Linked DNA regions of Homo sapiens: regions 2, 3 and 4 are each linked to region 1. The links are chromatin contacts, found by Hi-C or POLR2A ChIA-PET in ENCODE. All regions are on one chromosome and are shown on one strand. The core of a region is the stretch at or near the end of the contact, and the rest is flanking DNA. Distances in the headings are between cores, read along the strand shown. Region 1 holds the start of GDF9 (growth differentiation factor 9). Region 2 overlaps CARINH (colitis associated IRF1 antisense regulator of intestinal homeostasis). Region 3 overlaps CARINH (colitis associated IRF1 antisense regulator of intestinal homeostasis). Region 4 overlaps IRF1 (interferon regulatory factor 1).

Region 1 (7,669 bases), core at 3,520-6,019:
TAGCTGAGAGCTTGGTAACTCTGGATACAACTCTCAAGAGATTTTATGCTTCTGAGGCAAATGCTTAGGATGAAATGGGAGAAAGAGGGTATAGCTACATGAGCAGCTGTTTGAAACACATTCCAGGTCGATCACTAGGAGTTGGCAGTAATTGGAAACTTTTTGCTGTCCCTAAGCAGGAGGTGCCTAATAAAAGATGAAAGACTCTGAAATGGAAAAACTTTACCAGGTAAAATTTCAACAAAAGGTCAAGGTGTATTTGCTTTTTTGCTAGCTGGAACTGGCATAGACTTTTGGGCCTACCTTAGGCCTGCATTTTGAGGACTGCCTGCAAACTAAAAGAGCAAGGGCATTCCTTTCATCAGACTCTGCAGCCCATAGATAAAAACGCTTGTGGGGGCAGGAGCATTTGGAAAAAGAAAGGTCAAATGGAGCAAATGGTTGTGCCAGAGTAGCAGGTAAGGGATCCATACCCAGGACTGGAGGCTCCAGATGGGTTACCAGCACTGAAGCCCACAGCAGCTGTCTTTCCTTCAAAGGTTTTACTCAGGTTCTCCTCTGAGGATTTCTGCAAATGTCCCCTAAAATGATCCCAGGTCATGTATAGGAGCACTGAACTACTAAAACTCACCACATTCCACACACCCACCACCTCAGCACTCCTGCCACACAGGTGAGATCCATTTCCCCAAGCTTAGAGAGGGAAGCCCTTTGATGAGACACAGGCTTAAAGCAGACTAATTTCATCCAAAGCAGAAGCTCCACACATCACAGGGCTTACGGCAGAGTCATCTCAGTAGAGCACTCCTGGAATAAAAAGAATAGGCTTGGTGCCTGGTTTGGGCTGAGAAAAGGGATTTGGATCTTTTGAGCTGGTCTCTCCAAAGGAGTCAAAGAACCAGGGAGAAATAGTCTAAGTGTAGAACAAGGTGAGCAAGATGGGAGAGGGTGGCCGTCTACTTCGGCGGGTTGGGGCAAACACCAGAGGGAGAAAGACATTAACGGCCTCTCAAAGCAGTGGTCCTCCTCTGGGCTGTGAACTCTTTGAAGCTATGCAAGGTAAGGATGGGTCCACAGTTTTCATCATTCTCAAGTCTATGACCCAAATATGTTGCAAGACCTGGGAATAAATCTGGACAAAGAGGCAAATGGGAAAATTGGACTGTCTTTTGGGGGTGAGGTAGAAGAGTTCCTCAGTTAGTTGCCCTGTGTTAAGCCCGTACCATCTTGCCAGACACTTGTCACTCATTTCACCATCACCACAACCCAAGAACTTTATAATATTTCTATTTTATGGGTGAGAAGCTTAAGGCTCATGAAAGTAGGTTTCTTGCCTATATCACATAATGAGGAAGTGACGGGCTAAGAGGACGAGCCCAAGACTGTAAGACTCAGCCTTTTCCCCGTATCCTGCCTCACAATGTAGTTTATCTTTTAGGTTTTGTTTTGAAGTCTCGCTCTGTCACCCAGGCTGGAGTGCAGTGGCACAATCTTGGCTCACTGCAACCTCCACCTCCCAGGTTCAAGCGTTTCTGCCTCAGCCTCCTGAGTAGCTGGGATTATAGGCGTGTGCCACCACACTCAGCTAATTTTTATATTTTTAGTAGAGACAGGGTTTCACCATGTTGGCCAGGCTGGTCTCAAACTCCTGACCTCAAGTGATCCATCCACTTCAGCCTCCCAAAGTGCTGGGATTACAGGTGTGAGCCACTGTATCCGGCCATGTTTTGAAGTATCTTAACTTTTGATTCTTAAAAGGCAATAGCAGTAATTAGGATAATAAAGATACAGTCTGGCCAGGCACGGTGGCTCACACCTGTAATCCCAGCACTTTGGGAGGTCGAGGCAGGTGGATCACGAGGTCAAGAGATCAAGACCATCCTGGCCAACATGGTGAAACTCCGTCTCTACTAAAAAAAAAAATAAAAATACAAAAATTAGCTGGGTGTGTTGGTATGCGCCTGTAGTCCCAGCTATTTGGGAGGCTGAGGCAGGAGAATCACTTGAGCCCGGGAAGCGGAGGTTGCAGTAAGCTGAGATTGCGCCACTAAACTCCAGCCTGGTGACAGAGCAAGACTCCCATCTCAAAAAAAAAAAAAAAAAAACACAGTCTGACCCAGAATCAAAGTTGCTGCTAGCAGGAAGAGTCCTTAGAAGAGTTTCTAAAAACGGATCTCAGATCCCATAGCATATACTGTACTGACTGAGCTATGACAACTCATCATATTCCACATACCTGCTACCACAGGTGAGATCCATGTCCCGAAGCTTAGAGAGAAGCCTCTCTAAGGAACTAGAGGCATAAAACTGCCAACCACACCTACCCCCACCATCTCTCGGTGGGCGAAGGGAAAATGGTATCTTTAATACCAAAAAGATAATTTAAAGGCTTTAGATCAGGGGTAAACTTTATTCATAAAGGGCCAGAGTAAATCTTTGAGGCTTTATGAACCACATATGGTTGAAAACATTGTTGGCCTCCTGGCACAGAAACAGAAAACTGCTGTGGAGGCTAAGAGATCACCTCATCCGTTTTATAGCTGATATCCCCTCAGGCTAAGGCCTGCCTTAGGAGGAAAGGCAGTAGAGCAAGCTTGTCCAACCGCAGTCCTGGGCAGCAAGCAGCCCAGGATGGCTTTGAATCCGACCCAACAAAAATTTGTAAACTTTCTAAAACGCTGAGGGTTTTTTTTGCCATTTTTTAAAGCTTATCAGCTATTGTAATGTTAGCGTATTTTATGTGTGGCCCAGGGAAGCTAAAAGATTGGACACCCCTGCAATAGAGCATAGTTTTAAGAGCATCACTTTAGTGCAAGACTCCACCATTCACTGCTGTATAATTTCTGGCAAATTACTTAATCTCTCTGTGCCCATTTCCTCATCTGCCAAATGAGGATACGTTAAAGGTGCTTGTGAGGTTTAACAGTTCATTTGTGTAGCTAAGAAGAGTATTTGAGGCCCAGAGCACCATGGCTTACGCCTGTAATCCCAGCACTTTGGGAGGCTGAGGCGCACAGATCATCTGAGGTCAGGAGTTCCAGACCAGCCTGGCCAACATGGTGAAACCTGTCTCTACTAAAAATACAAAAAATTAGCCAGGTGTGGTGTCCTGCACCTGTAATCCCAGCTACTCGGAGGCTGAGACAGGAGAATCGTTTGAACCCAGGAGGCACAGATGGCAGTGAGCCGAGATCACACCACTGCACTCCAGCCTGGGTGAGAGAGCAAGACTCCATCTCAAAAAATAAAAAATAAAAGCGTCCCTGACACATACTAATTACAATATAGTTAGTAGACTTTATTGTTGCTATGGGAGCAGAGGGCCAAGAACCAGCACTCGCCATAGCCCATGTCACCCACAAATGGTTAGATGCAGGAGTACCTGCAGCTACTTTCTTGTAGATAATGGAACAAAGGGGGAGCCCTGCTCTTTCACCAAAACCCGAGACCAGGCAAAACTTCAAGACTCATGCTGAGGAGGGGCGCTTCATGAACTTGAATATTAGTGGTCACACAGGATTCTACTCACAAAAATGTAATATCACAACAGTGCAGACCATAGGAAGTTTATTGTGTCTTTGAGACACTACAATGCAGACTCCTCTTCCAGAGAAAGGTCTTTCAGAGACAGGGAACCGTCATCCGGATGCGTTGCTCATTTGTCATTTTCATAGGCAGCTGGATTCTTCCTCTTGGATCTCTCGAACTCTTCAGTCCCCCATGTGTAGATAAGATAAAACACTACAAACTCTTTAAAAATTAAGAGAGTAAACAGAGAGCACACATATAAGACATATAGAAGAAAAAAAAAGGTCTCAGTCCTCTTGTCTTCTTTAAAGCATACACTTCAGTAGTTCTTAGCATATCCAAGGCCATGCAACTATCATCACTATCTGCTGCACGTTTAACACAAAGCATTTCACCACTGGTAAGAACTAAATAAAGGTGACCTCAGAGGAACATGCTGGAATCACCCGAGTGACCTTGGGCCAGTCATTTCAGTTCTGTAGCTCAGTTTTCCCCGTGTAAGATGGGGAGGATAATATGACCAGCTTAAGGGCGGTCAGGAATATTCAATGAGAAAGGTGTGTACGGCAAGTTACAGAGCGCCTGCCCGGCCGCCAGCGCTCAGAGGGGAGGCGCAGTGACTGCTGCTGCTGCTGGGGTCCAGCCTCCCGCTCCCGCGGGCCCAAGGCACTCACGCGGCACCACGCGAAAGAAAGACTCCCGAATGCGGCGCAGAACATTGGGGATTCCTTTAGTGAAGACGTGCGGATAGGCGCGCTGCTCGAACGGTGACAAGCTGTAGCTGATCACATGCCGCATCCGCGTCAGATTCCCAAACTCGCGGCCCATTGTGGCGGCGGCCCTGCAGGACCGAGGGTGGACAGGCGCTTGGCTCGCTTTCGCGAAGCGCCGCAGTCCCCGCGGGGGTCCATCCCCAACCCCAGACTCCTGCCCCTGCACTCCTTATCCTTTCCCAGCCCAGCGGGGCGCCCCTAGCCTCCCAGGGTCCACGAACACTGCACAACCAGACCCCACTCACGCACAGGGCTCAGCTCGCCCTCCACAGTCACCGATCCGGTTGACTCGTTCGTCATTTCCGGCAAGGTTGGAAGCCGCTCTTGGAGGTCGTGAGGTAACTTCCGGGAGATACCATTTTCCTACTGTCTCTAAGGGATGACGCCTTTGTCCCAGAAAGAAGTGGGCTGACTGGGTGACCCGTAGGTGGGAGGTGCCTTGGAGGCCCTGCCCGGGCCGGTGGGGTGGAGCCTAGCGGAGGACGTCGGGGATTGAACTGACTTTGGGGGACAGTGGACAGGCGGAGGCGCTCACACTTCTCCTCAGCCCTCGGCTTTTCTGTGGAATCCCAGTCAGGAAGCGGCCGAATGCGGGAGGCGGGGGAGGGAACAAAAAGGTGACGAGGAAGGGGCCTGCCGACCTCCGGGGCAGCGCTGGCCAGGAGCTTGGGGCCTGCGAGTCTTCCCAGCTGTAGACAGAGCGCCTCTGAGCCCCGAGGCCGGGCCGCCCCACAGCAGAGGAGCACGAGGTTTCATTTGGCCTTGGCCAGTAGCTCAAAGGGGGCTTCGTTATTTTCAGGCCATGAGCGACCCCAGCACCAAAATCAGGGACACACATCGAAGGCTTCTCTTGGACTCTGTTTTAGAGTCCCCTGGCAGGCTGTTAACGTTCCCAAGAGATAATACAAACGTTTCGTCAGTTTCAGCCACAAAAATAATCAAATAATCGTCAATTGATGAATGCTGAGGCCGCCTCGACAGCAGCCAGCGTCCTCCCCAGATGGTTTGCGTGGGGTGGGGGGAATCACGATGCCCCAGTTCTTTCTTCTCCCCACGTGAGAAGCAAGGAAAGTCGGGTGAGAGGCCTTATTATGTTTTCCCTGAAGTGCATTCTGCTTGACGATGCTGTTGTCAATGTACAGCTCGCCCTGAGGTGTCTTGTCAGTGTTTTGTTAATGGAATTGCTGGCCATATTTTATCTAGGACTAAGCTCTCATTCAACAGTTGGCTGTGTTTTATAACACTACTTACGGACCACGGAGGCTCGGCAGGCAGTCAACTTGTATTTTGCAGACATACCTTAGTTTTCTCATGTAGGTACTGCACAAACTGGCTTCGTATCTTGCACTATGAGTGTAGGCTGACTCTTCCAGCATAGTCTCCTTCGGGGTGGCGCTGAATATCCCCTCATTTCAGCTTTTCATGGTGCTCCTTTGCCTCATTTTTTTAAACCATAATGTCTAGCCTGGTCTCAGCTCCAAGGCAAGAACAGAAATACAGGTAAGGACAGAAATATTGTGGCAAATTCTACCACCATTTGGATGAATAATAATAAAACGTTCATTTATTTTATAGCATCTGCAAACATCCCAAAACCTTTCAACCAAAATATGTATAGATGAGTGTGCAGACCAAAGTAAGGACATCAGTATGTTACATTTAAAAATAAGTCAAGGTTAAAGGCGGTGTCCTCTTTTAAGAACATCGCAAATACAATTCCAGTACTCCAAGTACGTATTCTGTACCCAGCCACCTGGGAGGACTGAGAGACCTAATGGTTTTCTGCTTTCTGGAACTTCTATGCCAATTGTGACTTTCTCACCCAAATTTGTAAATTCGCAAATTAACATGCAGCGAATAATTACAATTGTAAACACCTGGAAGTGGAAAAGGCCGTGAGGATAAATTGAGAGGAAGAGTAAACCTAATACCATAAGTTGCATACCAGCAGATCTGAGTATCGTCATGAATAATTGGTTAGCTTTTCCACATGCCTTAGAAGTTTCAGCAAGCACCTAGCGAACATCTTAATCCAAATTTCTCAAAAAATGAGAGATTTTATTTAAGATCATTCCTCAATTTATCTTAGACTTTCAGCTACATAGTTAGTCCGGTAGTGTAACAGTAACGGGTTTTACGTAAATGCCAGGGGAAAAGAGAGGAAAGCTAAATAACCAAGTAAATCTGTATCTAATTAACAAATTGGCTAAATAAGGTGTTATCAGCTGCTTGATATAGAGCTGATAAAATCTTCAGCTAGGCATACTTGAGGCCTGATTACAGAAGTGACCGTAGTCCACCCACACACCTGAAATTTATTTAAGAGACCAAGCTAGGCTCTTCCTGGCCTTTAGGAAGAGGACTGGCATGGAGAAATATGTTCCTCACTAGTTCTCCCAAGCCATGGCACGTCCCAACAAATTCCTCCTTTGGTTTTGCTGCTTTGCCTGGCTGTGTTTTCCTATTAGCCTTGGTTCTCAGGCTTCTGGGGGAGAAGCTCAGATTGCTGCTAGTGCTGAGTTGGAATCTGGGGCTATGCCTTGGTCCTTGCTGCAGCATATAGATGAGAGAGACAGAGCTGGCCTCCTTCCCGCGCTTTTCAAAGTTCTATCTGTTGGGCGAGGTGGGTCACCTAGGCTGCAGCCAGACTCCAGAGCTTTGCACTACATGAAGAAGCTCTATAAGACATATGCTACCAAGGAAGGGATTCCTAAATCCAATAGAAGTCACCTCTACAACACTGTTCGGCTCTTCACCCCCTGTACCCGGCACAAGCAGGCTCCTGGAGACCAGGTAACAGGTATGTGAAAGCAGATTGGTTAACTGGGTGGAGGGAAGATGATAGACACTTCTGCATTTCAATTACAGAAAGGAGCTGAGCCTAGTTCCTTGAATTGTATTTTATTTTGCATAAAACTCAATATCCAGTTGAAACAAATCTGGGACTTGAGCTTATTGTTTATTCCTAACGCTCTCATTGGTTAAGGTGGGCTAATATGATGGAATTTTAAAGCAACACCAGAGACTTAATGGCTTTCAAGGCTGAGCGGAAGTGCTGCTAGAGAATGTTAGCACCTCTTTCTGTTCCACCAAGCTTTTGGCCCAGAAATGGACCTTAAACATCTCTTACAGCTATTGGTGTGATGTGTTAAATAGGATATTTTTCTCTTGTTTGTTACTTTCTGTGAGAGAAAAGCTTAAAGTTCCCGTTTTGAACAGTTGGCCCTTACAAGAACAAAGTATCAGTCCACAGTTTGACTCAGCAGTTGGGTGTGGTGCTTTAAAAAATTATAACATGGTGAAACCCCGTCTCTACTAAAAATACAAAAATTAGCTGGGTGTGGTGGTGCATACCTGTAGTCCCAGCT
Region 2 (7,669 bases), core at 3,229-5,728, 430 kb after region 1:
TTGTTTTATAGTAAACTTTGAGCAGTTGTTAACTGCCTTCCCACACTGATTCCCCTCTAACACACAAATGTTACTCTGTAAAGGCCATGTCTTACTTCACTCATTCTTTTTTATTTTTTATTTTTGAAACAAGGTCTGGCTCTGTTGTCCAGGCTGGAGTGCAGTGGCATGATGTTGGCTCACTGCAACCTCTGACTCCTGGGCTCATGTCATCCTCCCACCTCAGCCTCCCAAGTAGCTGGGATTACAGGCCTGTGCTACTGCGCCCGGCTAATTTTTGTATTTTTAGTAGAGACAGGGTTTCCCCATGTTGGCCAGGCTGGTCTCGGTCTAGACTCAAGTGATCCGCCCACCTTAACCTCCCAAAGTACTGGGATTACAGGAGTGAGCCACTGCGCCTGGTGCAATTTGCTCATTCTTTGAATAAATGTCCACTGAGGATCTGCTCTACATGGCGGGGGCTGTGCTAGGCACTGGGGTTCAGACAAAGGTGCACCCTTATACTTATCATCCAGGAGCCAGTGGGGTGAATGGCAAGGTGGCTGGCAATTGCAATACTTTGAGTAGCACTGAGACAGAATGCTTCCAACCACAGGGGGCCCCTCATGCCCCTCCCTGTTGGGACCCACCCAAAAAGTAACCTCTGTTCTAACTTCCATCACCAGAGATTAATTTTATCTGTTTTTGCCTTTTGTTTGAGACAGGGTCTTGCTCTGTCGTCCAGGATGGAGTGCAGTGGTGCGATCATAGCCCAGTGCAGCCTCAAACGCCTAGACTCAAGCAATCCTCCCACCTCAGCCTCTTGTGTAGCTAGGACTACAGGCATGTGCCACCATGCCCAGCTATTTTTTTTTTTTTAAAGAGACAGAGTCTTGCTATGTTGCCCAGGCTGGTCTCAAACTCCTGGTCTCAAGCATTCCTCCTGTCTTGACCTCCCAGAGTGCTGGGATTACAGGTATAAGCCACCGCACCCGGCCAATTTTATTTGTTTTTAAACTTCATATAAATAGAATCATACAATGTACCTTTCGGGTGTCTGGCTTCTTCCCACTACACATTATCTGTGCGATCCATGTATGCTGTTATGTATAGACACAGTTTGTTCTTTTTTAAGATTGCTGTGTTGTATCCCATTGTGTAGATATGACACAATTTAACCATTCTACTGTTGATGGCCATTTGTGTTGTTTCTAGTTTGGGGCTCTTATGGAGAAAGATACTATTAGACATAAGACAAAAACATTTTGGTTTATGTCCGCTGGTGGACATTCTGGACATTCGCACTCATTCCTCTTGAGTATGTACCTAGAGGTGGAACTGATGGTTTATGGAATGGGTATAGTCTTAGCTTTAGTAGATACTATCAAATAGTTTTCCAAAGTGATTGTACCAATGTACACTCCTACCAGCATATAAAAGTGTTTGCCAACATTTGGTATTATCAGTCTTCAATTTTAGTCCTTCCTGTGGGTATAGAGTTGTATCTTTTACGTTTTAATTTGCTTATTGGCTATTTATATATCCACTTTTAAGATGTTCCTGTTTAAGACTTTTGCCTATTTGCTTTTTTCTTATTTACTTACAGGAATTCTTTGGACCTTCTGGATATAAGCCCCAGTCGTCTGTCGGATATGTTACAGAGAATATCCTCTCCTCTTCCAGTCTCTGGCTCGCCTTTCCACTAGGTTTTTTGTTTTTTTTTTTCTGAGACAGAGTCTCGCTCTCTCACCCAGGCTGGAGTGCATGGCATGATCTCGGCTCACTACAACCTCCACCTCCCGAGTTCAAGTGATTCTCCTGCCTCAGCGTCCCGGGTAGCTGAGACTACAGGTGCCCACCACCATGCCCGGCTAATCTTTGTATTTTCAGTAGAGACGGGATTTCACCATATTGGCCAGGCTGGTCTCGAACTCCTGACTTGTGATCCGCCCATCTCAGCCTCCCAAAGTGCCGGGATTACAGGTGTGAGCCACCGCACCCAGACGCCTTTCCACTCTTTAATGGTATTTTTGATGAACAAAAGTTCATAAATGTTCAATTTACCCATCTTTTCATCTATGGCTAGTGTATCCTGCTTAAGTAATCTTAGTTCCAAGAAGTCCAGTTAACAGAAATAACAAAAATTACTAATATTAAAAAAGACAAAGAAGTGAAGGAAAAAATTGGATGGTGGGTGTGGGAGAAGGACTGCATCAGATCGTGAGAGTGTGCTCACTTGACTGTGCTGTGCAAAGCCCGGGCCTTGTCCTGTGTTGTGGTATGGATGGGAGCTGAACCCCCAGGCAGTGCAACAAACATGCCCTCTGTTTGGTTCAGATGCTGCACCAGGTGGTGGAAAGGGCTCTGTGGGCTGTAGGGGGACCCTGGCTCAATGGCTTAAGAGAAAGATCACTCCTTTTCATGTGTGTTAAGCTGGGTCTGACCCCCAAACCCTGGAGACTCCCTTTAGTCCAGGCCCTGCGCCTCTGTGCCAGAGCCTGCAAAGACAGCAGTGCTGACACTTGTCCAGCTGGCTCACAAAGGGGAAATTCTCCCCTCCTTGAGTCACCACATAGACAGGAGGAGCTTCAAATAACAAGCGCTCGACTCCAAACGATCCCTATGCTCATTTCACGATGCTGCATCACTTTCAAAATCCCCTGTGATGCTTGTGTATGAAGTCTAGATCCAGAAACTTTCCCCATGTTTTCCCCAGTTTGAGTAGAACAATACCCTGGGAGTCACAAGCTACATCATACAATTGACTTCCCTAAAAAAAAAAAAAAAAAAGAGATCTTGGACTCAAGGTTATGAGTTTGCAGTGTCCTTTGCAGGGTCTTTTAAATCCCCTAGTGGCATATGAAACTCTGGATGTTTGTGAATTTTCCTGGGGAAAGGGTCTATGTGTGCCATCAGATTCCGGAAGGGGTGTATGACCTCAAAAAAAGGTAAGACTCACTGGACCGAGTCCCCTTTAAGGATAGTTTGCAGTCCTCTTCTGCTGGGAGGTGATGGTAGTAGGCTTGCCAAGAGGACCTCAACCTACCAGATGGATGCGATCTGCCATCCACCTCCCCAGCATAAAGCCAGTTCATAAAGCCAGCTCCAGCATCTCTGGGGCAGTTTTCTTCCCATCCAGGGTCAAGCTCTTGGCGGCTTAGAGATGCAGTGTGCCAGTCCCAACACCATGGCTGTGTGTCACTGCAGATGAAGGCATACTTTTTTTCTAGGACGTGCAGTGACCCCACTTGGCAGCAGACACTCATTTCTGATATTTTTGTATGCCAAGTCTTGGGTAAAACAACTAAGTGATCTCTTAAGGACCCAGGTTCCTTTTTTGTCCCTGTTCCTTGCCCCTCACCACCACTTTTTCCATGTGCCACCCTCTCATAAGAACTCAGAAGCCCAGGGTGGAGTCAAAGGGGTCTTTTAAATCCCCTAGTGGCATATGAAATTCTGGATGTTTGTGAATTTTCCTGGGGAAAGGGTCTATGTGTGCCATTAGATTCTGGAAGGGGTGTGTGACCTCAAAAAAAGGTTAAGACCCACTGGACCGAGTCCTCTTTAAATGGAAGTGCATGGATCAGTTTGATAAAATTAATTTATAGTAATGAGCTATGTATCTTTAGCTAACTGCACTTCTAAAAAGACATCTGGGAAGGGAGAACGCTTAACTAAAATTATTATTATAATTATTATTTTTTGAGATGGAGTATTGCTCTTGTCGCCCCCAGGCTGGAGTGCAATGGCACGATCTCAGCTCACTGCAACCTCTGCCTCCCAGGTTCATGCAATTCTTGTGCCTCAGCCTCCTGAGTAGCTGGAATTAGAGGTGCCCACCACCATGCCCAGCTAATTTTTGTATTTTTAGTGGAGACAGGGTTTCACCATGTTGCCCAGGCTGGTCTTTAACTCCTGACCTCAAGTAATCTGCCCACCTCAGCCTCCCAAAGTGTTGGGATTATAGGCATGAGCCACTGCACCTGACCTAAAATTATATTTCTAATGACAAAACTGAGGTACAGCTCATAACTAAATAGGGGAGAATGACATTAAAGCCACTCCCATCACTAAAAAAGACCAATTTTTCTGGTCTAGATGGCTTTTTAGAGGCTCCTGGAGCAGGAACAAGGGGTTAGTGACTACGATGTGTCAAAAGAGACATAGGCATTTCTCAGATAAACCTCAGCTCTTCCGGCTTGAGAGAAGGAAACATTCCCAACATGACTTAGGGGCCCAAGGACCCTGTTTCCACCTCATATCAGATTGTCAAATGGGAAGGGTGTGCCTAGAGCACACACTCCCTCCTGAAAGGGCTGAGTCCCCAGAAGACCTATGTCTGCTCCATCCTGGGTCCCTGCTCTCTCCTGGAGACAAGATACAGCTGCCTGTATGAGTAGCAGTCTGGGGCCTCCTCCTCCCTCCCTCTGCCCCACCCCACTCCTCCCTGCCCGCCCCCATACACACTGGGTTCTTCCTCCCCTGCTCTCTCTCAAGAAGCCAGGCCCCTGCCCCCACTCACAGTCAGAAGGAAGTGATTCTGCAAGGCCTCCCAGGGACTCCCAGGACTGGCTCAAGGCATCAGACTGTTAAATAAGTGGGATTTTTTCAGTGTTTGTAGAAACTGTTGTTTAAAAAGATGTAACCATCCAAACTGTTTATGTAACCCTTGGGAAGTCTCAACAGATATGGTTCCCTATTTATAACTGTGGCCAGGACTTTAAAAATACAAGTGGAGGGGGACTGTCAAAATCAGAGAGGTTGTCACGTTACAGTTGTATGCTTGCATAACTGAATTCAGTATTTTGCTCTAATTTGAGAAGTTTCTTTTTATTCACTTTTCTCCTTTTCTGGTTTTCTCTTCCTTTGTTGTCCACTGCTGTGCACCATACACTCCTGACATTTTCTGAGAACATCAGAACTATTTCTCTGAAGTGGAGGTTCAAAATAGGGGTTTTTAGAATGACCAAATAATAATGAACACTAAAATTCATTTCAAAGCCTAGGACTAGTCTATTCATACTGATATTCCTAGTCTACAAGGGTAAACATAGCTGTCTTCTCGCCGCCAGCCCCTACACCTGCAGGGGCCTGCTCTGTCTCTGGGTTGTCCGCTCTGGAGGTAGGTGTCAGACCACCTGGTCTCACTTTCCTAGGTCCAATCTCTGGATCTATGGCAACAGAATCCACAGGTCCCTATTCCCATACAGGGGGAATGCAAAGTTGCTGGGGGACAATCACAGTGCAAAGCTGAGATCTGGGCTTCTTTCTAGAGCCATTCTGAGGTCTTCATCACTCACACTAACAATCCAACTAAAACCTGGCTCTTGTAGGAACACATCCTCTTCTTTATTAGGGAGGCTGTTCTCTGAGTTAACATAGTAGCAGTTTCGTTCACAGATCTTTCTGGCAAAAAAGAATCCGACGAGAGCTATGCCTCCACCAAAGGCACAGTTTGATAACACTTTGGGGAAGGATGGTTCATAGCTCCTGAAGAAGAAAGAGTCTGTGATAAGAACCTCTGGCCCACAGGCTTCTTCACACTACACAACTTCCAAAATCCCTAACCACTGCTAATAGCTAGGAGGAGGATAGTGACTGTTCCCAACACAAAGAGATGACAAACATTTGAGATGGTGGATATGCTAATTACCCTGATGTGATCACTATACATAATATGTATTGAAACATCATTATGTACCTTGTAAATATGTATAATCATTATAACACACAATATGAGGTCCCAGACAATGATAATACATAATAATTATACGTTTATGGGATACATAGTGATGTTTCAATATGTATAAATTGAAGTGGTGTGAATTATGTATAAATTTTAACTACATTAAAAATTACAGAAAAATAAATTTTAAAAAACAAAACAAAAAAAATTCTTAACTGCTGTCAAGCTAGCACTGACAACCGAAGCCTCAGCCCAGTACCTCCCTGCTTCCACCTGTGCTGACCACCCTAAGAGAGAAGGCAGAGGCACACAGCCCTTACATCTTGGTGGGGAAACCCTAGGGTTTCCTCTGAGGGCCTGACAGTTTGAAGGGATTGAAAATGAGTGGAGGGTGTGGCCACCTCAGCTCTAGCCTCCTTCTGCTGAGGGACAGTGGCCAAGGAACATCCTCATAGATCCAAAGGAAGGTGGAGAGTCCCTCTTTGTCCTCTCCACCCACCTCATCCCCACCACGCCCTGATGTCACTCCCTGCTGTACCCACCCCGGAAACCCTTAGCCACTTCCCACAGGTCCACTCCCAGGGAAGTTCTTTAATTGGTGGATGTGGGAAAGAGGAAGAGGAAAAATATCATTTCTACCTTCCCAATTCCCTGTATCCCATGAGCCTCCAGTCTGAAAATGATTACCCATCTGACCTGGAGCTCTCATCCTAGGTATCATAATGGCTCTTCTTTTACCCATAAGGAGAATGGGTAATGAAGAAATGCAAAATCCCAACTCATGAAAATGTGGTTGAAAAAGGGAAGACCCATAAAAGTTCTCATTTGTTGACCAGAGACAATAAAGTGATTACTTAAAAAAAAAAAAACCCACCTCTGGGGTCTTTCCAAATCATGGAGAAAAATAAAAACAGGGGAAGACATGCTCTAGTCTTAAAACTCCAATGTGGCCCCAGACTGGTGAGCCCCAACAACAGTAAATACCCACCCTCAGCAGCCTTCTGCCCACCTCACCCCACCAATACTAGGTCCCAGACAAGTCAACAAACACTTATTGACCATGTACTGTGTGCTTCCAACCATTCCGGGAGTTGGAATTCTGCAACCTCAAGGTGCTTTGCGAGGAGCAGGGAAACAGCTCAGTCAACATTTACTGTGTGCTGACGTTTTGCTAGGTTTAGAGGAGGCAAAAATCTGAGAAAAAAACAGCTAAGAATACTCCAATCTGGGAAGTACTAATATACACATAGCACCATAGGAGCAAGGAACAATTAATTCTACATGGTGAGGTCAACCAGAGAAGATGATTTTTAAGTTGGGCCTTGAAAGCACATTAGGATTTTGCTGGGTATAACTGGGAAGGAGTGGCATTCCAGGCAGAAAGAACTGAGTGAGCAAAGGTCAGGGTTGGGGTTGGTATGGGCAGTTGGTTGTATGTGATACGGCGTGTAGTCAGGCCAGTGTTGCCAGAACACGGGGTCAGAGAGCAAGAGCAAAGGAGGTAAGGCTAAAAGGCAGGCTGCAGTTTATGGCAGCCACGAACACATGCCATTCAAAGGACCTGTTGCATGGAGTGCAGACAGCTGACAGGCTGCAGCCTCGGATCCACACCATTCAAGTCAGACCATGTTGCCTCCTGGGTGGCCCCCAGCCAATGACAGAACATGGCAGGGTTGCTCGGGCCTGTCCATTTCTGCCCAAAGTGCGACTCTTCTCCTGGGCAATCTTTGGCTGGAACTCCCCACTGGGCTCGTTGAGACACTCTTACAGCCGCATCACAGTCTGATGCTCTTTCAACAGAATTATCCTTCCCTCTCTTGCGTCCCAGAGTTAGATCTGGACTGCAGTCTGAAAGCTGTCTTTTCTCTCCGTACTTCTGCTCCTTTCTCCTTTATCTTTCATAGGCATTAGCTCTTCTTACCCCCAATAAATCTTCTGCACTTTTCATTCTGTTTTGGTGTCTGCTTCCCAGAGGACTCCAACTGAGAAGGAGCTTAGATGAAT
Region 3 (7,669 bases), core at 3,453-5,952, 410 kb after region 1:
CTTTACCATCTTAACCATTTTCAAGTGTAGAGTTCAGTATTAAGTATATTCACATTGTTGTGCCCTAACCCAAATATAGTATATAATGGCAAAAAGAAACAAAAGGCTCTCTAAAGAAAAAGAAAGCCGTGAATTCTTGGACCCCAGAGATGTTCACAAACAGATTGGATCAATCTCAGCAGGGACTTTCATTCATCTTCTGAGCATCTCTGCTGGGCTGGGCTCTGTGCCAGGCAGGGGTCTCCGTGGTGAGTGTGGCCTGGACTCTGCCCTTGGGGTTCAGCCTCTGTGGGGAACAGTTATACCCAAGGGCTGCTGTGGGCACAGAGGGACACCCTGTTGTGTGGGTGCGGCATTGGGAAGGGGCATAAGTGAGGTGGCACATGAGTTCAGGTGGGAAGGATGAGCAGACATGTACATGTGCAGAGAAGGGAACTGGCGTGTGTGGCTGGGCTGTGGCAGCACACCTCACAACCACCATTACAGGAGCATCTATTAATCATTTATGTCTGTCTCTCTACTTGATTATAAGCTGCATGAGAGCAGGGCTGATGGTTTTGTTCACTGCTGCATTGCTGCCATGCCCAGCACAGGCAAGTGTAAAAGAAACACTTGCTGAATAAATGAGTGGTTGATGACGAGGAAAAAGGAGACATTTCTTTCCAGAATCTTGGCTGTAAGCAGCAGACAGCATGGCTGTACTCCACGGGGAAGGCAGGATGGCAGGAAGCATTATACAGGTGATGGAGACAGGAGCACAGCAGGAGCCAGTGGAGAAGAAGAGTTTGAAGATTCCCTGGTTGAGAGAATGGAAGGGCGTAATTGCTGGGGAGAGGTCCCTGAAGAAAGGGGAGAGGCTGGGATGCAGGCTCAGTGGAAGGAGAGGAGTCTCCTTATGAGACTCAGATGGCCAGTGTGAAAAAGACAGAAGATACCAACTGCTGGTAAGAATGGGAAGCACACTGCATGGGGAACTCTCCTACACTGCTGGAGGCGTGTTCTTCCTGTTATTCTAGATTCAGACAGCACTCTGGTCGCTGGTTGGTGCAGGCCACCATTTGGGCCAATTAGAGGAACCCCAATATCTGCACTTGGACTATCAGAAATGAGAGCTCTACGCCCAGAGCAATTTCCAAGATGGGCCTGAATCCATGAGTCATGGCACTACATGGAGCCCAGGGTTGGCTCTGAGCCTAACAGCCTCCAAAATGTCAACTTTGTTCACGTGCCACTTTGTCCCTCATCTCATGCCATGCAGCTGGCAGGACTTCAGTTGACAGAAGGTAGACCCTGCTCTTTTCAAAAAGCACACAGGACAGGTGCTGATAGGCCAGCCCCTCCCACTGAGCTCTAGTTACTGCGGTGAACTTCACCAGGAGGTTCAGCGCCCACTGTGGCTCTGCCTGAGGGGCCTCTGTGCACACTCAGTCCAGGCACTAGCATCCCAGCGCCTGGCCAGTGGTCCAACTCCAGACTCACTACACAGAGCCCCTTGCAACCGATGTGTGCCAACATGGAGCCCACACAGGGCAGCTCAGCGTGACACCTGCACAGCTCAAGACTGAGGGAAGGAAATGCATCTTCTTTCTCAAGTTGGAAGAGGCTGTACTGAATTACCAAATGGCATTATACTCTCTGTGGGGGAGCACAGATGAGTGTCCGGCAGTCCCTGGGATGATGTTACAGTCCAGAGGTGGGGATGAGATGAGCCCAGATGATGCAATGGGGATGCAATCAAGACACGATGTCATTAGAAGCCACAGTGTGTTCTCTCATGCCACGTGTTTCCCAGCTTAGAGGAGTAAGGGGTCGGGGGGGGGAGTGGCCCCCTGGGACCCTGCTCTAGGACGCATGCATAAGGACCCACATGCAAACGCACAGAATTCAAGAGCTAGCCAGGCCTGGACCCATGTAGGAGAGCCCCACTGGCTGATTTCCAATCTGGGACAAAGGCCACAGACAGGAGGCCTCCCTTGGCCACACCCAGGTCCCCAGAACATATGCTCCACTGTCCCCAGTCTAACCACAACCCCATATGAGCTGTGTCCCATTCATGTTGGCCTAGAAACTGGGAAGTACCTGGCATGGGGCCCTCCGCTTCCTCCCCATGACTGCCTGGAGCTCTGGGGAGACCACCAAGGGGCCATTTTTGTGGTTAGGAAATGTCTGTGGCAGCTGTGGACACCACAGGCCCTCCCTGGACCCTTCTGAAGTAGAGGTCACATTCCTAAAGATTCTTAACTGCCAGCTCCAATTGCTTCTTCCTGACAGGCTCATCTTAGTAGGGAGTGAATATAATCTTTTCCCAGTTCCACGAGGTCCTCTCAGATCCAAAATGCTCTAAGTTCAAAGGCAAATCATGAAGAAAGGGAGACGCAGATACTAATTTGTGGTTTTAGTTCAGTGGTTTTCCACCTTGGCTACACAGTAGAGTTACCTAAGGAGCTTTTTAAAAATACTCATGTCCAAATATTCCAACAGGCACTTTGCAAAGAGAAGATCTAAATGGCTAACAAACATATGAAAGGTTGCTCAGCTGTATTAGTCATCAGGGAAATGCAAATTCAAACCACACTGTGATACCACTACATACCTGCCAGAATGGCTAACATGAAAAAGATAGAAAATATCTATGGTTGGCAAAAATGTGAAGCAACCAGAACTCTCATACATTGCTGGAGGGAGTGTAAATGGGTACAGCCACCTGGGAACATTATTTGGCATAAGGTACTAAAGCTGAACATACTCATACCCATGCTTCCCCAGCAATGGATATACATGTACTCCAAAAATACACACTAGCATGTCATTGCAATAGTCAGAATAGTTCCGAATTATAAATAACAACTCGAATATCCAAAAATGCATCACAGTAGAATGGATAAATCGAGGAATATCCATAGAGTGGAATACTCTATAGCAAGAAGAGTGAATAAACTGCAGCTCTAAGTAACAACTTGGATGAATCATCTCACAAACACAACAAGAGGATATATACTGCCTGATTCCATTTACATCATATAAAGTTTGAAAACAGGAGAAATGACTGTACACCATTAGAAGCCAGAATGGACATTAGCCTTTGGAGCCAGGTAGTAAGTGGAAGGGGTACCAGGGGTTGCTGGTGATGTTCTGTTTCATGATTTGGATGCTGGTTACTCGGGGTAAATTCATTTTGTGAAAATTCACTGAGCTTTACACTTATGGTTTGTGCTTTTTTTTTTTTTTTTGCATGTATGTCATCCTTCAACAAACACTTAAAAAATGTTTGAAAACCCCATCAATTCAGTCAGACTCTTTGGGTGGGAGCAAGATCCAGGCATCAGTATTTTTTAATATCCCAGATGATGGTAATATGCAGCCAGGATTTAAAGTCACTGGTTTAATATCTTGGGAAAAGCAGATCCACTCAAGACCTCACAGGGTCCTGACAAAGGCCACTTCCAGCTCAGTGGAGTGAGACACTGGGGTGGGAAGATGTCCATTTTTTGGATGTGGGTCAGTCTCTTGCACAGGCAGAGGTATTGCAGCATGCTGTTGTAATGTGTATCTTCCTTGGCAGTGTCTGTTGAAAGCTGGTTGCATCAGTTTGTAATGGGGTGTAATGGCAACAAGGTGGGCCCAGCCCCCCCCAGGAAGTGGATCACTGAGCACAGCTTCTACAGGGCCATTTGTAGAGAGGTGGCAGCTGGGCTTCCCAGGGGCTGCCACCCAGGGCAGAGCCAGTGCTGAGGCTCTGACAACCTCGGCAGGGTGGGGAGAAGGCCAGACTCAGGGTGTTTATGTTTGTGGGTAATGACAGTCAGCTCTGGGCTCCAGATGATGCTTACTCCCTGGCCTCTGTGTTCAGATTAGGAACTTGCAACATCTTGCTGAGGACCATGTCAGGCTCAGCTCTAAGTGCTGTGGCTGAGAATTTTCCTTCCTCTCTGTGTGGTTAGTGGCAGCCTCCCTAGCAATGGCTGACCTCTAGCATACTCTGTCAAACTACAGGCAGCTGGGACAAGACAGGACATGGGGCTCACAGACAGGTATTCCACAACCTGGGCCCTGTCAACCCTCCCAGAAATGCATGGGCCATGAACCTCCTGCTGTGGGAGGGGCAGTGCAGAGAAGTCTCAATAAGCTTCTCTTGGCCCTCTGGGATCTCCACCATCCACAGTGTGTAGGGCTGAGCTGCAGGCTGGGTCTTCAGGTGGTGTCCCTGCACATCTGCTTTGCAGCGTGGCGTCTATAGAGCAAGAGTGAACAGGAAGGGGCCTCGGGCCTCCTGTAGCTCTGCTGGGCAGGGACGCTGCGGGGCCTCAGCTGGGCTTCCTTGGCTAAAGGGCACAGAGTGGCGTAGGCTGCAAGAGGACAAGCTAAGCTGATGAAGGCTCTATCACTCAAGGGTAGCCATGTAAAAAAAAATCCCTACAGGTAAAAGAAGCATGAATAAGACAGGCGGGGCATAACAGTGTCTCCCCACTGAAGCTGCAACTCTCTGCTTCACTGGCTTCAGCCTCCTCTCTGTGAAATGGGGGCAATGTCCCCTAGGCCTTTTCCTCCTGTCCAGTAGGGCTGAGGGTCTACAGGCCAGAGGGAGGCCTGGGCTCTGAGGCCTGTGCCTGTGTGGCCTCTGGCTGGGACCTCAGCCCCCATGTGCCACGTCACCTCCCTTGTCTGTGAAATACCACAACAGCAGCTCTTGCCAGCCAGTGACACTACCCCTTCCTGTTGTCTTCTTTACAAAGCATTTATGAAATGCTTCCTTTTCATGCTTCAGGAAACCGGTGGCCAGGAGGAGTTCTTGATTTCATTTTCTTCCCTAGAGATATGTGTGCTTCGAAATACACAAATTAAACAAAAACGAGGGCTGACTGGGACCAGGAGAGTGAGTGATCCTGGCTTCCCTTGATTTACATGCTTATTTTCCTTCTCAAATCACTCCAGTAAGTACAGAAGTCACTAATCTATTGCCCTCTATTATCTGCATTATAGTTAAAAACATCGACATGAACAAACAAAAGCCCTTGCGTAGCCTAGAGAAGTCACAAAGCTCACACCCAGACTCTCGCCTAAGAGAGTCTCTCAGGGCTCACTCAGGGACTATTTATTCTTGTTTTATTTTTTTAAATGTTGATACCCTCTCTGCTTGAGTATCCTTGTTTTAGATGCAAATCAGAAAAGGTTGCTGTATTGATCACAGTCCCAGCAGGAAACAGATGCACACTCCACTGGTAACAGGAGAGACTGAGGAAAGGACCGTTTCCAAGGGTGAGCAAGATGAAGAGAAACCCTCAAGGAAAGGTGAAGCATCCTGCAGCCAGCAACAGTGGGAGCTGTGACCACCAATCCCCAGGGAGGAGGTGGGAGGGCTCCTGGAACCCAGAGAGACCAGTAGGAGGGGACTGCCGGCAGGAGCTGTGGTTTTAGGGTGAAAAACACAGGCACTATTGACCTGAGACCTGGCAAGGGAGGGAGCTGGGGGGATAAAGCACCTCCCATTTCCCCTCCCAGCCTCCAACCTCTGGTCAGGGGAGGGGTCTTCAATTGGCCAAACCCAACTGGAAGCTTGGGGACCTGGAGCCTGGCTGATGGAATCCACAAAGGTCAAATCCTGGGAGGAGTGGGAAAGAGCAGAAAATCAACTGGAGCAGGGATGTGTGGGGGGGTGGCAAACAAACAATGCCCGGCAGAGTCACCGGGGCTGGCCATTTGAAAAGAGTACATCAGAAGCTAACGTGCTGTAATGTGGCACTCTCACCACAAATACATAGGATGAAAGGCAGCCAGGGACAGAGGCGGCCACGAAGAAAGGTTTAAAGAATCCCAGCAAAATGACTGGGGTCCTCATTATGGAAGAACAAATAGCTTTACTTAATAATTCCAAGGTAATAGCTTAATAGCTTAATAATTCCAAGGTAAACAAGTATTTTCATAAGGAGGACTCTGAATGATCAACAGAAGGTTAAATGTCACTGTACTGCTTCACAGAGCTGTTACAGGGCAGGGAAGACTATAACACAATGTAGAGATAGATCCATACAAGAGAGGTACAACAGGGTTTCCAGTTCAACACATCAGTTATTTACACTCCTAGTTTCCTTTCTCTCCTGAAGCACCACTAAAATGCTAGTCTAGAAATCAAATGGGGCCAGGTGCAGTGGCTCACGCCTATAATTCCAGCACTTTGGTAGGCCAAGGCAGGAGGATCATTAGAGTCCAGAAGTTCAAGACCAGCCTGGGCAACATAGCAAGACCCTGTCTTAAAAAAAAAATTGGCTGGGTGTGGTGGTGTGTACCTGGAGTCTCAGCTACTCAGGAGGCTGAGGTGGGAGGATCACTTGAGCCCAGGAGTTTGAGGCTGCAGTGAGCTATGGTCACACCACTGTACTCCAGTCTGGGCGATGAAGTGATACCCTGTCTCTTAAAAAAATCAAATGGGGCCAGGCGCGGTGGCTCATGCCTGTAATCCCAGCACTTTAGGAGGATGAGGAGGGTGGATTACTTGAGATCAGAAGTTCGAGACCAGCTTGGCCAACATGGTGAAACCCCGACTCTACTAAAAATACGAAAAGTAGTCAGGCATGGTGGCACATGCCTGTAGTCCCAGGTACTCGGGAGGCTGAGATATGAGAATTGCTTGAACCCAGGAGGCAGAGGTTGCAATGAGCCAAGATTGTGCCACTGCACTCCAGCTTGGGTGACAAGGCGAGACTCTGTCTCAAACAACCAACCAACCAAATGGTATTAACTCTCAAAGGCAAAGAGAATGGTAAAGGAGACATGAGTGGCTGAAAGAGTTCCCCAAACTACAGGAAGCTGGGAGGCAGGTGGAGGAATAATGACTGACATGGAGGAAGCTAGGCTCTGAAGGGCTTGCAGAGGGGCACACTGACAGGAGGCAAGCCACTTTACCCCTGGAACCCTGCAGGAGGAGCTCAGACTTGGGGAGTCCAGGTGTTGTGGCTGGTGGGGCTGAGGTACAGCAGCCTGTGGGGGTAATGAATGGAGGAAACTGGTTGAAATCCTCCCCAGGTCTCACCTCCACACCCTGCCCCACACAGCTGGAGACAAAGACACTGAACAGGAGAGAGACAGGCAGGAGGGAGGGCAGATGAATACAGGGATGAAAACAGGGAGGTGAGGGAAAAGTCTGAAGAATGAAGCGTGGGACTCAATGTCCCACCCACTTACCTTGCCCTGCCCCACCCCAGGTATATATCACTCTGGATGAGGGTATGGTGAATTTAAAAGATGGTTGCAAATTCTTTGACATTTCTCCAATGGAGAGGTGGGTCTGTGTCTCCTTCCTTGAACCTGTGTGGATTTCTGACTACAGTGGAAATGAGCTATGTGACTTCCAAGGCTGGGACATACACAGCCATGCAGCTTCTGTCTTGCTGGCCAGAACACTCACACCAGAGACTTGAGGTGCCTCGTAAGAGGTCCAATGACCAGGCCATGGTGCTGGAGACATCATGTGTAGTCTCTCTGGTCAACAGTCCCAGCTGAGCCCAGCCTTCCAGCTCTCTTTGCCAAGTGAACAACGATCTTACAAGTGGACCCTTCAGCCCCAGCTGTTCCAACTCCCAGTTATTCCAGTCACCTCGAGTCATTCCAGTCATCCTAGCCGTCGTAGAGCAGAGAATTGCCCTTCTGACTCCTTGACAGTGGCCCAAAAAAT
Region 4 (7,669 bases), core at 2,965-5,464, 390 kb after region 1:
CTGGGGACTGTTCCAAAGCCAGTGAAATGTGAAGGAAAGTGGGGTCCTTCGGGGCGATGCTCCCTCAGCCTCAGAGGAGCTCTACCCTGCTCCCTGCTTTGGCTGAGGGGCTTGGGAAAAAAACTTGGCACTTTTTCGTGTGGATCTTGCCACATTTCTGATCAGAGGTGTACACTAACATTTCCCCCGAGCTCTTGGCCTTTGCATTTATTTATACAGTGCCTTGCTCGGCGCCCACCACCCCCTCAAGCCCCAGCAGCCCTCAACAGGCCCAGGGAGGGAAGTGTGAGCGCCTTGGTATGACTTAAAATTGGAAATGTCATCTAACCATTAAGTCATGTGTGAACACATAAGGACGTGTGTAAATATGTACATTTGTCTTTTTATAAAAAGTAAATTGTTTATAAGGGGTGTGGCCTTTTTAGAGAGAAATTTAACTTGTAGATGATTTTACTTTTTATGGAAACACTGATGGACTTATTATTGGCATCCCGCCTGAACTTGACTTTGGGGTGAACAGGGACATGCATCTATTATAAAATCCTTTCGGCCAGGCGCGGTGGCTCACACCTGTAATCCCAGCACTTTGGGAGGCCGAGATGGGTGGATCACCTGAGGTCAGGAGTTCGAGACCAGCCTGGTGAAACTCCATTTCTACTAAAAATGCAAAAATTAGCTGGGCGTGGTTGCGGGTGCTTGTAATCCCAGCTACTCAGGAGGCTGAGGCAAGAGAATCGCTTGAACCTGGGAGGTGGAGGTTGCAGTGAGCCGAGAACATGCCATTGCACTCCAGCCCGGGCACCAAAAAAAAAAAAAAAAAAAAAAACCTTTCATTTGGCCGGGCATGGTGGCTTATGCCTGTAATCCTGGCACTTTGGGAGGCCAAGGTGGGCAGATCACCTGAGGTCAGGAGTTTGAGACCAGCCTGGCCAACATGGTGAAACCTCATCTCTACTAAAAATACAAAAATTAGGCCGGGCACGGTGGCTCACGCCTGTAATCCCAGCACTTTGGGAGGCAGAGGCGGGCGGATCACGAGGTCAGGAGATCAAGACCATCCTGGCTAACACGGTGAAACCCCGTCTCTACTAAAAATATAAAAAATTAGCCGGGCCTAGTGGCGGGTGCCTGTAGTCCCAGCTACTCGGGAGGCTGAGGCAGGAGAATGGCATGAACCCCGGAGGCAGAGCTTGCAGTGAGCCGAGATTGCACCACTGCACTACAGCCTGGGCGACAGAGCGAGACTCCGTCTCAAAAAAAAAAAAAAAAATTAGCCGGGCCTGGTGGCGGGCGCCTGTAATCCCAGCTACTGTGGAGGCTGAAGCACAAGAATCACTTGAACCCGGGAGATGGAGGTTGCAGTGAGCTGAGACTGTGCCACTGCACTCCAGCCTGGGTGACAAGAGTGAGACTTTGTCTCAAAAAAAAAAAAATCCTTTTGTTTATGTTCACATAGACAATGGCAGAAGGAGGGGACATTCCTGTCATAGGAACATGCTTATATAAACATAGTCACCTGTCCTTGACTATCACCAGGGCTGTCAGTTGATTCTGGGCTCCTGGGGCCCAAGGAGTGTTAAGTTTTGAGGCATGTGCCATAGGTGATGTGTCCTGCTAACACACAGATGCTGCTCCAAAAAGTCAGTTGATATGACACAGTCACAGACAGAACAGTCAGCAGCCCAAGAAAGGTCCTCACGGCTGCTGTGCTGGGTAGCACTTGCCATCCAGTTTCTAGAGTGATGAAATGCTCTGTCTGTACCGTTCAATACAGTAGGCACTGGCACTAGCCACATGTGCCAGCTAAGCACTTGAAATGTGGCCAGTGCAATAAGGAATTGAACTTTTAATTGCATTTAATAAACTGTATGTAAATAGTCACATGTGGTCAGTGGTTACCATATTGAACAGTGCAGGTAGATACTGGACTGGGGGCAGATCTGAGGGAGAGGGGTTTGAGTAGTGGGAGGACACTGGGGATAGGGGCTTGGGGCTATTTACCTGCCATTTTGAGTAGTTTGCTATTTTAGCAGCCAACAATAACTATTGGTGCTGAATACCAGCCCTGCAGTGTAGCATGAGACAGGTCCATGCACACATGCATTAGGAAAACACCTTCATGAAGCAGGATTCTGCCTGGGCTGATGCACACAACCTCTATGGAGGGTAAACAGTGTTTCTGAAGACCGTAGTTTGGGAACCCCTGACATATGACAATGCCCCCTTAGATAAGCTCAAGTTACAGGAATGTCTGAGGGTGGAAGGTGTGGATATGTGCTTTTCCTGTCTCCCTCTTCAGTGTCTGGCCATGGGGCATAAACACTACCCAGCAGTAGGTAGGCTGGCCAAGAGAAGCCAGCTTGCATCACCAGCATCATCTAGGGAATGGAATCATGGCAGTAATACGTTGCTTAGGAAACAAAAGCTCTATGGACACATCTTCCACCTTCTCAGTCCCAGAAACCATATGTACTGTGACCCCGCTCACTAGGCCCAGCCCTCGGGAAGAGTGTGGGCCCTTGAAAAGGGAAGACTGAGTGAGAAAATGATGAGAAAACTACAAAATGGGCAGAGGTCAGTCTGACACATTCATTCTCTGTCAAGCTCAGGAAGTACTGGTCCCTGATCTTGGAGATGCTGTGTGAGTGGCAGGGGGACTCCTGCTGGGTAAATATTCTATATGTGGATGCCTGGACAGGCCCCTATCCCAGGCCCTGCTTGTCAGAAGCTCCCCTTGGGCCGAGCGCGGTGGCTCACACTTGTAATCTTGGCACTTTGGGAGGCCGAGGCAGGTGGATTGCCTGAGTTCAGGAGTTCAAAACCAGGCTGGGCAACATGGTGAAACCCTGTCTCTACTAAAAAAAAACTAACCAGGCGTGGTGGTGCATGCCTGTAATTCCAGCTACTAGGGAGGCTGAGGCAGGCCAATCACTTGAACCCAGGAGGTGGAGGTTGCAGTGAGCTGAGATCACGCCACTGCACTCTAGCCTGGGCAACAGAGCGAGACTCTGTCTCAAAAAAAAAAAAAAAAAAGAAGTTCTACTTGGAAGCTCCACTTGGATTTCTCAAGAATAGCTTCACCTGGGAACAGAGGAATAGACAGGATGGACTTTTCCAGCTCCTTCAGGGACCAGCCCTTTTTAAGATTTGGATTGAGGTGGCTAGCCACCTGTGGCTTCCATCTGGGTTCTCCTAGTGGGTGATGGCAGGTGGTGCAGAGCAAGGTAGAGTGGACTGACGGGAGGAAAGTGATACCACCCAGAACAAGCAGCAGCTCTGACTTCTTTTTCTCCTGCCCTTCAATCTAATCCCTGATGGAGGGTAGGCAGTGAGTATGTGAAGTCTTAGGCAGCTGTGGAAATCTCTCAAGTTCTAAAAGCAAAGTTAATTGCTTGTAAATTACCAAAAAGAGAGAGGAATTATGTCCATCAGCTTCCAATCTCCACAACCAAGATGTAGTCCTCAATTTCCCCATCCCCTCTGATCCCAGGAGTCCTAAATGATTGGTAGCAATTGCTTGGAATCTCCAGGGAGGGACCTCAAAACTCTCCCCTGGCCCCCATCACAATGGAGCTGGGTCCTAGGGACCAAGCCTGGAGTAGTGTGGGATAGAGCCAGACCTTTCAGGATGGAGAGCTGTCCCATCACATCCTACCAAGACTTCAGCCTTTTCCTAGGAAAAGAAACTAAATAAGGTCTGACAGCTCACCTAAAGGTGATGGCAGCTGACACTACCGAGTCATTAGCCAAACAGTGCCTGAAACGGAGCAGTATTAGTAAGATCTGAACCAAGTTTGTGCTTAATAATTAGATCATTCTAAGGACCTGACAGTGCTTCTGTGGGTCATTCTCAAGAGTTTCAGTATAAGCACTAATGGTGGAAGTTCTAGGTTGAGGGAGCTAGGAGGTTGTTGAAAGATCTGTTTTGCTGGGGTTGTGATGAGATAACTGTCATCAAGGACCACTTTCCACTGGGGTAAACTGACAAAAGTGGTGCTCAGCCACACCAGCTAGATTTCTCATGTTGGGCCAAGTTTACAGACATTTGCGGGCATTTGTGGTTAGTCATGGGTTTCCTTGCCTTAACTCCAAAAGGGTATAGCTGGCTGGTCACTTTCATTGGGCTGGTTTATTCATTCAGCTCACTTGGCAATAGGAAGAAAGCTAGAAGCTAATAGGCAAACCATCCCTTCTTGGTGTGTCAGCTTTCAACATCTCTCAGTGCACTGTGTGCAGGGTGTTGTGACCATTACAACTCCAAAGGAAAGAGCTTTCTCTGATTTTTCTGGAAGTCTCCAGTGGGGCCTGCCAAAGTGGGAACTGAAATCCTGGGGTAGCCCTGGGAAGTGGAGTTTTTTTCTCTAGGAGTGATGTCTCCTGGTTGGTGGGGCTGGGAAACAGCCAGGTTGTCATTCTCTGGGACCACTTGATCTTTCACACTGTGTACAGATCCAAAACTCTGCCCTTATACTTGGAGGGGAAAGGGGGTACAGATGTCCTCCAGGCAGTCCTGTTGGAGCACCCAGGGCTAATATAGTGACCCTATAGAAAGCTTTTGTCTCTGTCAGATGTAATGCTGTTCCTTAACTTGGGCACAACTGATCTTCCAATTCATCAGAACTCAGCACTAACCTTTCCCCAGTTCTGCTGGCTGTCACAGAGGAAGGAGGCCTGGGGTGGGAGAAGGGGAAGCTGGTGCCCTCCTTTTCCAGGGGTGAAAGTACTTGGCAGGGTGGAGCTTGGCTTTATCATCCGGAGCTCCCTTGTGGGGCCAAGTCTAAGGCCTCAGAAGGGTATAGCTGGCTGGCCGCATAGTTTTCCTAGCTCCAGGCAGCTCTCAAGAGACCCATTTATGCTGGTTTTCTCAGGGTAAGGAGTTACAGAAGTCCACCTCTGCTGGCTCAGTGGTAAGACACAAGCCTGCAGAGTCTGCTGAGTGAAACTTCAGCTGGGGAGATACTGGAGGCTATGGAGCAAGGACATGGGGACTGAATGAAAGAGGGGAGGCAGACGTCCAGCCCACCATTCCTCACCCAAGGAGATGATCCCACAAGCTCACAAATGAGCAGAACTGGAAAAGACCTCAAAGTGTGGCTGGATAATGGCAACACAGGCCTCGAGTGCTCACTTTGTGCTGGGTGCTATGCCAAGCACCACGTGTGTACCACGGCACTGGCACCCCACCACGGCCCTTGTTCACAGACCAGGAAACCAACTCTCACCACCTAATCAGTATGGAGCCTTGGTTCCAACCCACATCATCTATCTGTGCCCAGAATCCAGGTTGGTTCCATATCAGGCTGCCTGAGAGAAGAACACGGAGGCCTGCACAAGAAGCTGGGGAGAGCTAGCAAGGGGCAGGGCCCGAGCACCTTATGCCAAGCAAGCACTTGTGGATGCTGAGGGAAGGCGGCAAAAGCTGCAGCTGCTGTGCTGCCCTGCCTTCAGCTCTCCTCCCTTCCCCCAGCACACACACCTTCCAACACCCCTGGCAACATGGCTCTGCCGCTACAGGCCCCAGGGCCCCAACAGGGTAGGGTTTGCCCCACCTATGCCCTGGAGGCCACCTGCAGTTTCGAAGGGTGGGGCCCCAGGGGGCCGAGACACAGACAGGCTTGTAACTTGGCCTCAGTGCAGGGGGCAGCTTGGCCACACCAGGCCTGTTTGGAGCAAACGGGGGACTCTGGCCTGCTAGGCCTTATCTCAGCTCCCAGGATCAAAGAGGACTTTTTAGCCATGTTTCTGTCTCAGCAAGACAACCTAGTCTCCTGTTCTGCTTTAAACCAGACCCTCTGTTGGGTCCTGGAGTTCCTCAGAGGTCTGGACCCTGGATGGCTGTGAGACTCAGGACCATGCACAGATGCATTCTCATTCCCAGCCACCAGGCTCGGGTCAGACCCTATGGCTCTGGTGGGCCTAATTCCTGGTTTCTTGATCCCTGAGAACACCTGGCACCTCTGGCTGCTGGCCAGTTGCCACCTTACATCAGGCGGGCGCTGGGATTCACCTGCAGGCTTCCTTTAGGGAAGGCCCTCCCCTGCCCTCCTGTGCCAGCCCAGAGGGGCAGCCTGGGTGAGGTCTTCACATCCATTTCGGGCCAAATGCCTTGGATTGGCTGGATCCCCTCCTGTTTCTGCCCTCCTTCTTTCCTTCAAAGCAACAAGGTTGTGGGGGTGTCCAGTTCTGCTACCACCTCTCCCTCACACTGTCAATCTGGAATTTGTCCAGAATTGGGGCCCAAGTAGTGAGTTCTTACACAGTGGTTAAACAAACAAACAAACAAAAACCCCACACAACTCAGCTACACCTTGGCTCAGAGAGGCCATGGGATATACCGAGGATCTCAGATCAGGAGGGAGGCCCCTGGAGAGGTGTGGCGGGGATCATGTGCTTCTCTGGTTTCTTGGAGAAAGCTGACTTTGTGTAACAAGGGAGGCATATGGACATGGAGTTGGTGTTTGGGGATGTGGGAACCATTAGGCCAGAATTACAAGAAGTCCTGTCATGTCGGCCACACTAGGGCAACAGTGGACTGGGGCAGGGGCTGATGACCTGATTGTGGAGGCAGTGGAGGGCTGTTTCTGCTGGGGACCCAGGGCTCCCCTCCAAGTGCTCCTGCTTGGCTTGTTGGGATGGGGAGAGGAGCTGGAGTTGGGATGGGGAGAGGAGCTGGAGTTGGGATGGGTCACAGCGAAGGCTACAGCCTGGCATTCCCATATGGGGTAGGGGTGGGGTGGGGTGGGACAGGGAGGAGGACCTGAAGGGGTGTCCAACTTTCCGAGACTTGGAACAGCCTGGTGAGTGTTCATCACCATTCTTCTGTCATAGGTGGCGAGCAGCCAGAGTTCTGGGCACAGGAGACCATCTACCCCCAAGCTTGTGCGGCCTGCCTCAGGTCACTGAAGAGGACCCCATTTTTGGTCTTTGGCCATCCTAAGACTTGTACAATGGAGCCCTGGGGCCCTCCCTTCTCTGACCAGTGACAGCCCTCACAGGCAAAGCCTCACCCTCTAGGGCCTGTCCCTTCCTGTCTGCCAGTCCCCACAGGGTCTGCGGGGTACCCAATCTCGCCAACCAGACTGGAAGCTCCCCAGGGGCAAGCAGCTTATCTCTTCCATATTCTCACAGTGTTCAGCCAGGATTGGCACTTCAGAGCATCTCCTGCTGCTCAGCAGAGATGTAGTTAGCATCTCTCTATAGTAGCACTTTCTGAGTCCCTCCCCTGGGGGAACCAGGCTAGACTCTGGGGTCCAGAGGAGCAGGCAGGCTGAGAGGCAAAAAGGGCACAGAGGAATAACCAACCCTGCCCCTGCAGTAGAGCCCTGGGCAAAACAGGCCATGACCAACCAGCAGCCAAGGTCAAAGTCCCCAGAACAAGGGCCAGTGTGTGCATGACATGCAGCATGACCGCTTGTCTCTTTTCGGCAGTACTGGAGATAGAAGGCTGAGTCATTAACAACTTTCTTTTATTAAAAATGTACATAAGTAAAAGGAACATGGTTTAATTGTGCAAAGAGTAAGAAATACAGATGAGCAAATAACACGTATTAAAGCCACCTACGATATACCACCCAGAAGTAACCAGGCTGTTGAATTTTTAGAGACTGGGGTGCAAACACATTTTTTCACTCCCTTGTGCATATATCTGGGAGCTCTGCCATATACAGAC

What was found. A loop is a pair of places that touch in the nucleus more often than their neighbours do. ChIA-PET counts read pairs that join two places held with the same protein, here RNA polymerase II (POLR2A). Pooled maps may share reads with other maps.
Region 2: a loop to region 1 is called in a pooled map, with 3 times the contacts of the local background. The contact joins the enhancer-like site here to the promoter of GDF9 in region 1. A Hi-C loop is called at or near these places in 9 of 50 pooled maps. POLR2A ChIA-PET finds 5 or more read pairs at or near these places in 3 of 52 experiments (T-cell, WTC11 and naive thymus-derived CD4-positive, alpha-beta T cell).
Region 3: a pooled map shows a loop between it and region 1 (3-fold over the local background). The contact joins the enhancer-like site here to the promoter of GDF9 in region 1. A Hi-C loop is called at or near these places in 5 of 50 pooled maps. POLR2A ChIA-PET finds 5 or more read pairs at or near these places in 2 of 52 experiments (activated CD4-positive, alpha-beta T cell and naive thymus-derived CD4-positive, alpha-beta T cell).
Region 4: a pooled map shows a loop between it and region 1 (2.4-fold over the local background). The contact joins the enhancer-like site here to the promoter of GDF9 in region 1. A Hi-C loop is called at or near these places in 4 of 50 pooled maps. POLR2A ChIA-PET finds 5 or more read pairs at or near these places in 2 of 52 experiments (activated CD4-positive, alpha-beta T cell and endothelial cell of umbilical vein).

What each region holds. Positions count from the first base shown.
Region 1 is chr5:132,863,569-132,871,237 of GRCh38, reverse strand. It overlaps GDF9 (growth differentiation factor 9), which reads left to right and starts at 4,769. Exons shown (of 2, transcript NM_005260.7): 1 at 4,769-7,101. The coding sequence starts at 6,705. UQCRQ (ubiquinol-cytochrome c reductase complex III subunit VII) reads right to left here and starts at 4,596. Exons shown (of 3, transcript NM_014402.5): 1 at 4,551-4,596; 2 at 4,203-4,369; 3 at 2,391-3,750. The coding sequence starts at 4,356. The coding sequence ends at 3,656. RefSeq lists enhancers at 4,258-4,758, 4,759-5,259, 4,118-5,317.
Region 2 is chr5:132,434,585-132,442,253 of GRCh38, reverse strand. The region is part of intron 2 of CARINH (colitis associated IRF1 antisense regulator of intestinal homeostasis); the gene reads right to left. Among named protein-coding and RNA genes, the nearest start is that of LINC02863, 12 kb to the right of the region's middle. Within about 2 kb of position 4,478, at least 30 of the 41 ENCODE cell types and tissues checked have a DNase peak (open chromatin) inside an H3K27ac peak, as active enhancers do.
Region 3 is chr5:132,453,689-132,461,357 of GRCh38, reverse strand. The region is part of intron 3 of CARINH (colitis associated IRF1 antisense regulator of intestinal homeostasis); the gene reads right to left. Among named protein-coding and RNA genes, the nearest start is that of LINC02863, 31 kb to the right of the region's middle. RefSeq lists enhancers at 3,448-3,677, 3,605-4,274, 4,275-4,945 and a silencer at 5,224-5,416. Within about 2 kb of position 4,702, at least 30 of the 41 ENCODE cell types and tissues checked have a DNase peak (open chromatin) inside an H3K27ac peak, as active enhancers do.
Region 4 is chr5:132,475,821-132,483,489 of GRCh38, reverse strand. IRF1 (interferon regulatory factor 1) reads left to right here. Exons shown (of 10, transcript NM_002198.3): 10 at 1-1,881. It overlaps CARINH (colitis associated IRF1 antisense regulator of intestinal homeostasis), which reads right to left. Exons shown (of 4, transcript NR_161242.1): 4 at 7,446-7,669. Among named protein-coding and RNA genes, the nearest start is that of IRF1, 11 kb to the left of the region's middle. RefSeq lists enhancers at 3,909-4,158, 4,169-4,218. Within about 2 kb of position 4,214, at least 6 of the 41 ENCODE cell types and tissues checked have a DNase peak (open chromatin) inside an H3K27ac peak, as active enhancers do.